Regions from separate parts of the Homo sapiens genome. Here region 2 is linked to region 1. Evidence: read pairs that join two places in POLR2A ChIA-PET (ENCODE). Cell type or tissue: PC-9. All regions are shown on one strand. Links, peaks and the distances in the headings refer to the core of each region. The heading gives the core; the rest is flanking DNA.

The links. ChIA-PET counts read pairs that join two places held together with the same protein. Peaks named below come from ENCODE experiments on the same cell type or tissue, not always from the same donor. Only the 100,000 strongest peaks of a DNase experiment are listed, where the experiment ranks them.
Region 2: POLR2A ChIA-PET joins it to region 1 with 6 read pairs; 1 of 35 experiments calls an interaction of 5 or more read pairs at or near these places.

The regions. Positions count from the first base shown.
Region 1 is chr1:235,900,183-235,905,564 of GRCh38, reverse strand. The region is part of intron 2 of LOC105373215 (a long non-coding RNA gene); the gene reads right to left. Among named protein-coding and RNA genes, the nearest start is that of LYST, 36 kb to the right of the region's middle. RefSeq lists a silencer at 2,250-2,450. In PC-9, for the core only: no CTCF peak of the experiment used is centred there; a DNase peak (open chromatin) is centred at 2,354; H3K4me3 peaks cover 798 bases; H3K27ac peaks cover 2,015 bases.
Region 2 is chr1:235,293,449-235,298,830 of GRCh38, reverse strand. The region is part of intron 2 of ARID4B (AT-rich interaction domain 4B); the gene reads left to right. It also overlaps the pseudogene RPL23AP23. Among named protein-coding and RNA genes, the nearest start is that of ARID4B, 32 kb to the left of the region's middle. In PC-9, for the core only: no CTCF peak of the experiment used is centred there; a DNase peak (open chromatin) is centred at 2,660; H3K4me3 peaks cover 410 bases; H3K27ac peaks cover 1,868 bases.

The sequences.
Region 1 (5,382 bases), core at 206-5,205:
TCCCATCTCAAGATGTTTAACTTAATCACATTGACAAAGTTTTTCTTTGTTGTTGTTGTTTTTTTTTCCACGTATATTCACAGCTCCTGGTGATTAGGATATGGACATTTTTGCGGGTCATTATTCTATTTTCCACAAACTCTATGAGGCTCAAAGATAAGTCTGGAGCTAACAATTCCCATCTAGGGCTGAGTGCAGTGGCTCACACCTGTAATCCCAATACTTTGGGATGTTGAGGCAAGAGGATCGCTTCAGCTCAGGAGTTCGAGACCAGCCTGGGCAACATAGTGAGACTCTATCTCTGCAAAAAAAAATTTTTTAAGTAGCTGGGTGTGACGTGCACACCTGTGGTCCCAGTTACTTGGGAGGCTGAGGCAGGAGGATCACTTGAGCTCCGGAGGTCGAGGCTGCAGTGAGATATGATTGCACCACTGCCCTCCAGCTTGGATGGCAGAGCAAGACCCTGTCTCGAAAAAGAATTCCCTCCCATCTAATAGTGCTTGGACATCACTTCTTATAAGACTTTCTTGGGACCCCAAAATCAGGTTAGGGTCTCCTCCTATGTGTTCCCATCACCTTCTGGGGTCACCTCTTACTGGAGCCCTTATAAAACCGCATTACAGTTACTTGATTATGATTACATCTTCCACACTAGTCTTTTTAACTCCAGAGAGTAGGGACTGTGCCTTATTTATTTTTGTATCTCCTGCCCCCAACATGGTGTCTGGCACTTGGTAGTTGCTTAATAAATATCTGTTGTCATGAGGACCAAAAAAGACCAAGTAAAATGCCCAATGGGGCCAGGCACAGTTGCTCAAGCCTGTAATCCCAGCACATTGGGGGGCCGAGGCGGGTGGATCACCTGAGGTCAGGAGTTCAAGACCAGCCTGGCCAACCTGGTGAAACCCCGTCTCTACTAAAAATACAAAAATTAGCCAGGCATGCTGGCAGGTGCCTGTAATCCCAGCTACTCTGGAGGCTGAGGCAGGAGAATCGTTTGAACCCAGGAGGCAGAGGTTGCAGTGAGCTGAGATTGCACTATTGCACTCCAGCCTAGGCGACTAGAGTGAAACTCCATCTCAAAAAAAAAAAAAAAAAATGCCCAATGGTACCTGGCTCAAATAGGTATTCAATAGATGGTGAATGGTGAATCCTTTTGCTAACACCCATTATTGCCAAAAAAAAGTAGGAGAATTTCTCTTTTCTTTTTATTTTACTTTAAGTTCCAGGATACATGTGCAGAATGTGCAGGTTTGTTACATAGGTATACATTTACCATGGTGGTTTACTGCACTTATCAACCCATCACCTAGGTTTTAAGCCCCGCATGCATTAGGTATTTGTCATAATGCTCTCCCTTTCCTTACCTCCCCACACCCTGACAGGCCCCAGTGTGTGACATTCCCCTCCCTGTGTCCCTGTGTTCTTATTGTTCAACTCCCACTTATGAGTGAGAACGTGTGGTGTTCGGTTTTCTGTTCCTGTGTTAGTTTGTTGAGAATGATGGTTTCCAGCTTCATCCATGTCCCTGCAAAGGACATGAACTCATTCTTTTTTATGGCTGCATAGTATTCCATGGTGTATATGTGTCACATTTTCTTTATCCAGTCTATCATTGATAGGCATTTGGGTTGGTTCTAAGTCTTTGCTATCATAAATAGTCCTGCAATAAACATATGTGTGCATGTATCTTTATAGCAGAATGATTTATAATCCTTTGGGTATATACACAGCAATAGGATTGCTGGGTCAAATGGTATTTCTGGTTCTAGATCCTTAAGGAATTGCCACACTGTCTTCCACAGTGGTTGAACTAATTTACACTCCCCAAAGTAGGAGAATTTCTATGGATGACAAGTGAAATGCCTCCATCTCGACAGGGAAAGTACAAGAAAGCATGTCTTCTAGCTTAGAGACAAAAACCCTTTAAGGCAGTCAGAGCCAATGGCATGGTTTACCTTTTCTGTTTTTATTATAACATTGTTTTGCCCAGAACCTACCACCCATTTGCTGAGGAAAGTGTGCTGGCTGACTTTGACAGGCAAGTGGGGCAGGAACAGGTGAAAAGGAAGAAATCCACTATCAGTATTTCATCATAAACTGGGCAGAACAGAGCCTCAACCTGGATCTGCCTTTACCACTTCAAGTGCTGTGAACTCTTGGCTTGTGCCACATTTTCTCTCAATGGGCCACACTTGCTTTCTTTACTGACATTTATGCCTAGTGCAGTGGAGAGACAAGAGGATGGGCAGCAGGCCAAGTAGTTCTGGGTGGCCCTGTGGTGCTGGACTCACCGTAGTCTTGGACTTGCTCTCTGACCATACGCAAGTCACTCCTCTTTCAATTTCTGCGCCTATAAAATGCATGACTCACCTCACAGACACCGAGAAATACCAAGTGTTCCTGTCTTTAAAGAGAAAGAGTTATTAAAAAAAAAAAAAAGCTACTGTAGATGTACCTATCAGGCTATTACTAGACCAAAGCTAAAACCAAGGCCAAAGCCAGCTTTGATTTCATTTCAAGGCCTGGAGCAAGGAACCTACTCTCAGAACTTTAAAGAAGCATGCTGTTTAAAGTCAGCTTCCCAGCCTGCAATTTAGATTCAGACTCACACACACCCCACAGTGGAGACCTTAGTTCCCCTGCAGGTACACACAGTAGGACTTGAACCAGCAACTTTGCCTTTTTAGCTAAGCAGTAATGGATTGATTGCATTTACAGCCAGAGCCTGATTGGCGTGCCGGCCATATTTGCTGACAAAATTCAGTCACGTGATCTGCAAAAGGATGTTTTAATTATTTGTGAATTTATTTCTATGAGAAGTTTACAAAGGAATAAATATTAAATCAAATGCATTTATGCATTTAGCAAGTCACTCTATTTAAGAACAAATTGTATACTCAGGCCATCATGAGCTCCTTAAAGACCACTGTGTTTTATTTATTTTTAAATCCCCATCTTTAAAATACCCTTAAAATAGTTGGCGATCAATAAATGTTGACTGACTAATTAGTTATTCCATCAAACACGATTTCTATAGTCTATTGCAGGGATAAAAGGGAAATAGAAGATGTAGTCTTTGCCACCAATTGGAGGCGATAGGGCAAACAGATTAAAGAGACATACAGCGAAAGGACATTGCACAGTGAAAGCCAATTTGCATTTATATGGAACTTGCCTGGTTGGGCAATATTGATCACTCATTCATTTAATCTTTCATTTTTATCATTCAATAAATATTTTGTAAGCACTTTTCGATGAGATAACAAAGAAGAAGGCTGTGTTAACTCTGAATTATGCTCAGTTCTCGAGTCTTCTTTGACTAAACAGGCAAGAAATGGGCAATTCCATGGACAGTGCCCAGAACTGCTACTTTAGAGAAGCAAAAAGATACTACAAGGTTTCAAGGGAGAAAATGGATCCAGTCTAGGGGTGACAGGCGGGTCCATCTCAACCACCAAAGAGCACCTGCTTTCAGTGACATCATTTCAAACATGAAGAGTAAAGAAGGGAAGGGCAACGTGGAATTTAGGAAAAAAGAACTCCTTCCAAACTCAGGAACTTTAATAGTCCGTAAGCAGGAATTTTGACAAATGCTTTTGACTCAGAGATTTAGAATTGTGGCTTAATAAAACTAATAAACTAAAAACCAATAAAAATAACACAAATGACCTTCTACTGTGGATAAAGGCAACCCCACTATCATTCATTTCACTATCAGCTCTGTCCAGAGGAATAAAATTCACCTTCAGCCCCCTCTTTACTGTGGATTCCTAAAACTGTGGCCAACCAACTCCCAATTGCCCAATTTCTCCTGTGTCTTCGGTGGGGTTCCCAAGAACAGGAGGATTCTTGAGCAAGTGATTCATCAGGGCAGTGTTCTCAGGAGGAGGCGAGTGAGGAGGCAAGAGAGCACAGGGTGGGGAAAGTCAAGGAAGGATGTGGTCTCATCTGGAGACCAGCTTCAGGCTGATCCCTCCAGGGAGCTTGGGAAACCCAAAGTGCACCACACAGGCAATGCCTCCTTGATGCAGGGGGCTGAGCTTTTGTATGTCTGGGCCAGACTGCCTTTTGGGAGCCTTGACTCCCAGGAGAAGGAGGGGCTGTGAGTTGTCATCAGCCAGCAAAAGGGACCTGGATGGGGCACTCCTAGCACCTACCATGGTGAAATATACGAACCGCTGAATACAAGTGAGCTCAGTGAAGGGAGATGCTAATCCCCAAACCATACATCTTGCCATTATATTGTAACAATAAGTAATTCAAAATCAAAGCTGTTTCTACATCCCCCAAAGCACCTCAGACTCAACATATCCCAAACCAAAGTGTCACCTCACGTCCCCCATGTCACCAAACCGCTTCCCTGGTATTCTCTTTGTCGATGGGATTCCATCATAATGAGGTCACTCAAGCTACTGACTTCTCTCTCTCTCTTTTTCTCTCTCTGCAATCTGTTCCACATTTAATCAATCACCAAGTCCTACCAGTTTTACCTCTTAAAGGTTCTTAAACATATTGCCTGACTCTCCCTCTTCATTACCACTGACCCAGGGCAGATCCTGGTCATATCTCACCAGATCTCCCTGCCTCCAAATGCGTCCTCCCCAAATCCAACACCTCCCACCCCATTCCTGGCTAAAATGTTCAGTGATCTCTTTCTACAGAAATGTCCAAGCTGCTGACCTTAACTTTCAGCAGCTTCCCTGAACAGGCACCAGCCCATCTCACTGACTTATTTTTCAGCACTTTCTGACTTGCACTTTATTTTCTAACCACACTAAACTGCTGACTGTTGCCTTGCCCACAGAATGCTGCTCTCCATCCAGGCCTGGACTGATACTGTTCCCTCTTCTGCTAATGCCTTTGTCCTCTTTATCTGGCTCGCTCAGATCAGATGGCACCTCTCCAGGAAGCCTGCTGTCCTCCTCCTCCTCCTCTTCCTCAGACTGGGTTCAGTATCCTTCCCCTGTGTGGTTGTTTTTTTTTTTTTTTTTTTTTTTTTGAGACAGAGTCTCGGTCTGTCGCCCAGGCTGGAGTGCAGTGGTGCAATCTCGGCTCACTGCAAGCTCCACTTCCTGGGTTCACGCCATTCTCCTGCCTCAGCCTCCCGGGTAGCTGGGACTACAGGCGCCCACCACCACGCCCGGCTAATTTTTTGTATTTTTAGTAGAGACAGGGTTTCACCATGTCAGCCAGGATGGTCTTGATCTCCTGATCTCCCACCTCAGCCTCCCAAAGTGCTGGGATTACAGGCGTGAGCCACCGTGCCTGGCCCCCCTGTGTGTTTTTTTTGTCTTTTTTTTTTTTTTTTTTTTTTTTTTGAGATAGAGTCACTTCGTCACCTAGGCTGGAGTACAGTGGTGAGATCTTGGCTCACTGCAA
Region 2 (5,382 bases), core at 218-5,217, 610 kb after region 1:
TCTCTGTGCCCCTTGAGTTATAACTTAAATTGTTCTGATTGTAGTATTAACTGTGATTAGGTGTTGATGAAAGAGATATGGAGTTCTAATTAAGTAAAATGAAGATCTCAAATAAAATTGAAGTAGAATGAAACGCTATATGTAAATACAATTCTGCTAAACAAATATTTAACTGTGGATAGGCACAGTGACTTTATAATGCAGATAGTCATTTTCATATATATGGATATATATAAATATACATTATATTCATATATATGGATATATATAAATATACATTGTATTCATATATATGGATATATATAAATATACGTTATATTCATATATATGGATATATATAAATATACGTTATATTCATATATATGGATATATATAATGTAATACGGTAATTGATTTTTAGACTAAATATATAAGTTGAAACATAACATTTTCTAATTTTTGGAAAATTAGTGGTGTTAATTCTGGAGACTAGTAAAAATAAATGATTAGAGACGAATACACTTCATGGTAACAAACATGCTGGTGATACAGCTTTAAAACTTTATGGAAATTTACAACATACAAAAATAAAGTTCACTGATGTTTTACATATTCATGGCCTAGCATCACCAGTTGCCAATATTTTGCCATCTTGGTATTATCTGTTTCACTCTGCTGCCCCTCTTCTCTCCTTTCTCCCTCACCATGTAGCATTTTAAAGCAAATTCCAGATATCATTTCACCCATATGTATTTCGGTATGTATCTCTGACACACTTGAACTTTCCTTTCATAGTACAACTGTCATACCATTGTCACAATGAATAACATTAACATTAATTCCTTAATGGCATCTGGTAGCAAGAACATGTTCAGATTAGCCTGTCTCTAAAATGTCTTTGCAATTTGTTCGTTTACATTAGGACCCAAATAAAGTCTTCATATTGCAGTTGGAAGATACGGTTCTAAATGGTCTCTTAAATCTCCACCCTTTTCATGCCCTTTATTTGATGAAGAAACTGTTATTTAACCTGTAGAATTTCCCACATTCTGTTTGGCTGATTACATCTTTGTGGTTTGGTTTAACCCCTGTAATTTCCTGTAAACTGAACATTCGTTCTAGAGGGTATTTTTTTTTGGTGAGCATTGTTTATAAGAGGTGCTGTATTCTTTCTATTAGTTACCATCATGAGGTTGGTTCACTTTCAGTATTGCTGGGATTGGTCAGTGGTTTTAGATTATGTTGGCTTGATCTATCCTTTATAAAGTTCTTATCAACTTTCACACAAAGGTTTTCGCAGCATCTGAGGATTGTTGACTAGATCCATTATATAAGGATTGCAAAACGGTGATTTTGGAATTATATCACTCCTACATTTATTAGTTGAAATTCTTTTGTAAAGAAAACTTTTATTTCATGTATTTACTGTCTTTAAAATCTAGAAGTGGAGGCTATAAAAATTTAATTCCTCTCCCACCTCGTTTTGCCAGTTTTTATAATAATGAGTTGGTGTCCTAGGAACCCACTAAAACGACCAGTAAATTTTTCTTCTTTCTTTTATTATTTTTAGTGTTAGGGATTTTTATGTATGTGATGTGTTTTAATCCATTGTAGTTGCTGTTTTTCATGTTTCAATTGTCTCATCTTTGGCCAGTTGGAACCCCTTCAGATGGGTTCCTGTGTTCTTTTGAATATTGTCCCATCGGTTTTCAATAACTTACTCTCTTTCTGGCACAAGGGATATCAGGTTCACTTTGTACATTTCCTGCTCCGCATCTGGAATCAGCTATTTCTTTAAGGAACCCTGGTTGCTGAGACATTAATGACATCAAATATATATATAAAAAGAAAAGAACAAGTAGCCCTGGTTTTCTCAAGTGGGAAATGGTTTTTAGAGATCACAATCAGGGTGTTAAGGGTGCTCATTGCTGCTGGGTTGGTCATGACTTCTATGGTTTTTTAGTATTTAGATACAGGAAGTACTCTCTCCCTTCCTTCCCTCCCTCCTTCCTCCCTTCCTTCCTTCCTTCCTTCCTTCCTTCCTTCCTTCCTTCCTTCCTCCTTTTTTTTTTTTTTAATTAGAGTAAATTATGGCTGGGTGAGGTGGCTCACTCCTGTAACCTAAGCACTCTGGGAGGCTGAGGTGGGCGGATCACTTGAGCCCAGGAGTTCGAGACTAGCCTGGGCAACATGGCAAAACCCTGTCTCTACAAAAAGCTCAAAAAAATTAGCCAGGCATGGTGGTGTGTGCCTATAGTCCCAACTACTTGGGAAGATCACCCGAGCCTGGAGGTCAAGGCTGCAGTGAGTTGAGATTGTGCCACTGCACCCTAGCCTGGGTGATAGAGTGAGACCCTGTCTCAAAAAAAAAGAGAAGAATAAATTTTCAATTCATACTGATATTTCCAGTTTTCATGAAAAATTACAGAGGTTTTGTTTAACTTATTTTATGATTTATTTATTTATTTTATGGTGAAAAATATGTCTATTTAGTGTTAGCCAGCTGGGCTCACTTTAGATGATCCCAATTTTGTTGGCAACGTCATCATAGTCAGGAACCGGTAGAACATGGGCCTTCTTTCCATCAGGCCTGATCAGGGTGTTGATATTGGCCATGTCAGTGCCACAGAGCTTTTTCTTAGCCTGTTTGATCTGGTATTTGTTGGCCTTGACATCCACAGTGAACACAAGAATGTTGTTGACTTTCTGTTCTTTTCATGGCTGACTCAGTGGTCAGGGGAAACTTGATAGCATAGTGGTCAAGCTGGTTTCTCCTGGACTGGACCAGTCTTCCAAGGATATTTGGGCTGCCTCCAGAACAGCAGCAGTGTTTTGGGCTGTCCTTAGGTGGGTGACGTGAAGATCTTCTCTTTTTTGTGTGGCTGTGGATACGGATACCTTTCAGCACTGCTGTTTTGGCCTTTAGAGCCTTTGGTTTGGCTTTGACGTTGGGAGAGCAGGGGCTTCCCTCTTTGCCTGTGATGCCTTCTTGATGAGTACAGCCATGTAACTTCTTTTATAGTTGTGTCTTTTTTTTTTTTTGGGACGTAGTCTCGCTCTGTTGTCCAGGCTGGAGTGCAGTGGCGTGATCTTGGCTCACCGCAACCTCCACCTCCCAGGTTCAAGCGATTCCCCTGCCTCAGCCTCCCGAGTAGCTGGGATTATAGGCACCCTCCACCATGCCTGGCTAATTTTTGTATTTTTAGTAGAGTCAGGGTTTCACTATATTGGCCAGGCTGATCTCGAACTCCTGACCTCCGGATCCGCCTGCCTTGGCCTCCCAAAGTGCTGGGATTACAGGCGTGAGCCTCCGTGCCTGGCCTTTTTTTTTTTTAAATTGAGATGGAGTCTTGCTTTGTCCCCCCGCAGGCTAGAGTGCAGTGGCATGATCTCGGCTCACTACAACCTCTGCCTCCCAGGTTCAAGCAATTCTCCTGCCTTAGCATCCCAAGTAGCTGGGATTACAGGCACGTGCCACCATGCCTGGCTAATTTTTGTATTATTATTAGAGACCAGGTTTTGCCATGTTGGCCAGGCCGGTCTCGAACTCTGGACCTCAAGTGATCTACCTGCCTTAGCCTCCCAAAGTGGTGGGATTACAGGCGTGAGCCACTATGCCCGGCCTATATCATTTTTTATCTTATGCTAAAAATGTTGGTTCCTAACAACATTAACATTATATTATACATATAACACATATTAGCTTTGAGATAACAATACCATAATGTAGTTTGAGATTCCTTTGTCTGTCTATTTACATCCTTAGGCTGTATTCCAGTAGGGATGTAAGCTCAGAATACTTTTTAAATGAAAATAAAATTTTATAAATTTTAATAAAAAATAATATTTTAAATAAATATTAATATTTAAGATACTTGAAATAATAATTCTCTGTGTATTTATGTCAGCAGTTGAAAATAGAACATTTACTTCAGTTTGGTTTTGGTTTCTAAGGAGTGCTGTTTTTTCCTTTTCAATTTTTTTGATGTAAAATATTTACATGGTTTCAAAATGTTGAGCATATTTTTAAAAAGATATGGCTGGGCACGGTGGCTTGCGCCTGTAACCCCAGCAATTTGGGAGGCTGAGGCGGGCGGATAACTTGAGGTCAGGAGTTCAAGACCAGCCTGGCCAACATGGTGAAACCCCGTCTCTACTAAAAATACAAAAAATCAGCCGGGTGTGGTAGCAAGCGCCTGTAATCCCAGCTGCTCAGGAGGCTTGAACCCCTGGGTTCAAGCGGGAGAATTGCTTGAACCCCTGGGTTCAAGCGGGAGAATTGCTTGAACCCCTGGGTTCAAGCGGGAGAATTGCTTGAACCCCTGGGTTCAAGCGGGAGAATTGCTTGAACCCCTGGGTTCAAGCGGGAGAATTGCTTGAACCCCTGGGTTCAAGCGGGAGAATTGCTTGAACCCCTGGGTTCAAGCGGGAGAATTGCTTGAACCCGGGAGGCGGAGGTTGCAGTGAGCCGAGATCACACCTCTGCACTCCAGCCTGGGTGACAGAGTAAGACTCTGTCTCAAAAAAAAAAAAAAAAAAATGCTGCTGGTTTGCATATCATTATTCTGCCCATATCCTATCAGTAACGAAAGAGGTATTATTTTACTGTATGTTTTTACTTAAAATTTAATTTATGCTTACATTAATTTTTAAAGGTTCAGATTTGAAAGTCCAGTGTCAATTTTCCAGGTGGCCAGGTGGTACTAGATGTCAGTAAATAGTTCTTGTTTATATATTGCGTTTTATAATTTTAAATATTTTACTGGGTTTTGGACATATTGTATGTCAATAGAAGGCAACTGGAACTCTAATTTTAGAAACTAAGATTATGATATTTGTAGATGATCAGTTTTACTCCTTGTAGTCCACCCCCTCCAATTACTTAATAACTATTTTAAGATGTTTTACAGTCTAATATACTGAAATTTCTGACATAAAGTCAGACTTCCAGATTACATTGCTTAAATTTGCCAAACTAGGCATTTTTCTGGTGGAGGAGAAAGGAATCTTTTCCTAAAAGTCTGGTATATATATATTTTTTGCTTAATGCCTAGTTACCATGGAAATAGATGTTAGAATCAGCTCTTAAGTAGGTAGGTAGTGACAAACTGGCTGTATTGCTGAATTGAGTTGCTAGACTGTATTTGGCCCTTTCCTGCTTTCATCTTTCCACCTTCTCTTTCATCATTTTTTTTTTTTGGTTTATGTGCTTTTTAGAATATTCTATATAGTTAAATCCAAACTTGACTTAACCTAGGTTTGAGCAACAATTTGCTTTTGCTTACAATTTATACTATCTATAGGTAGACATTTTACCTCATATTTACATATGTATAGTATAAGTAGATAATTGTACTGACTTGGCACATCAGCTGTTAATGCTTTTAAGAAAAGGTCTGGAAA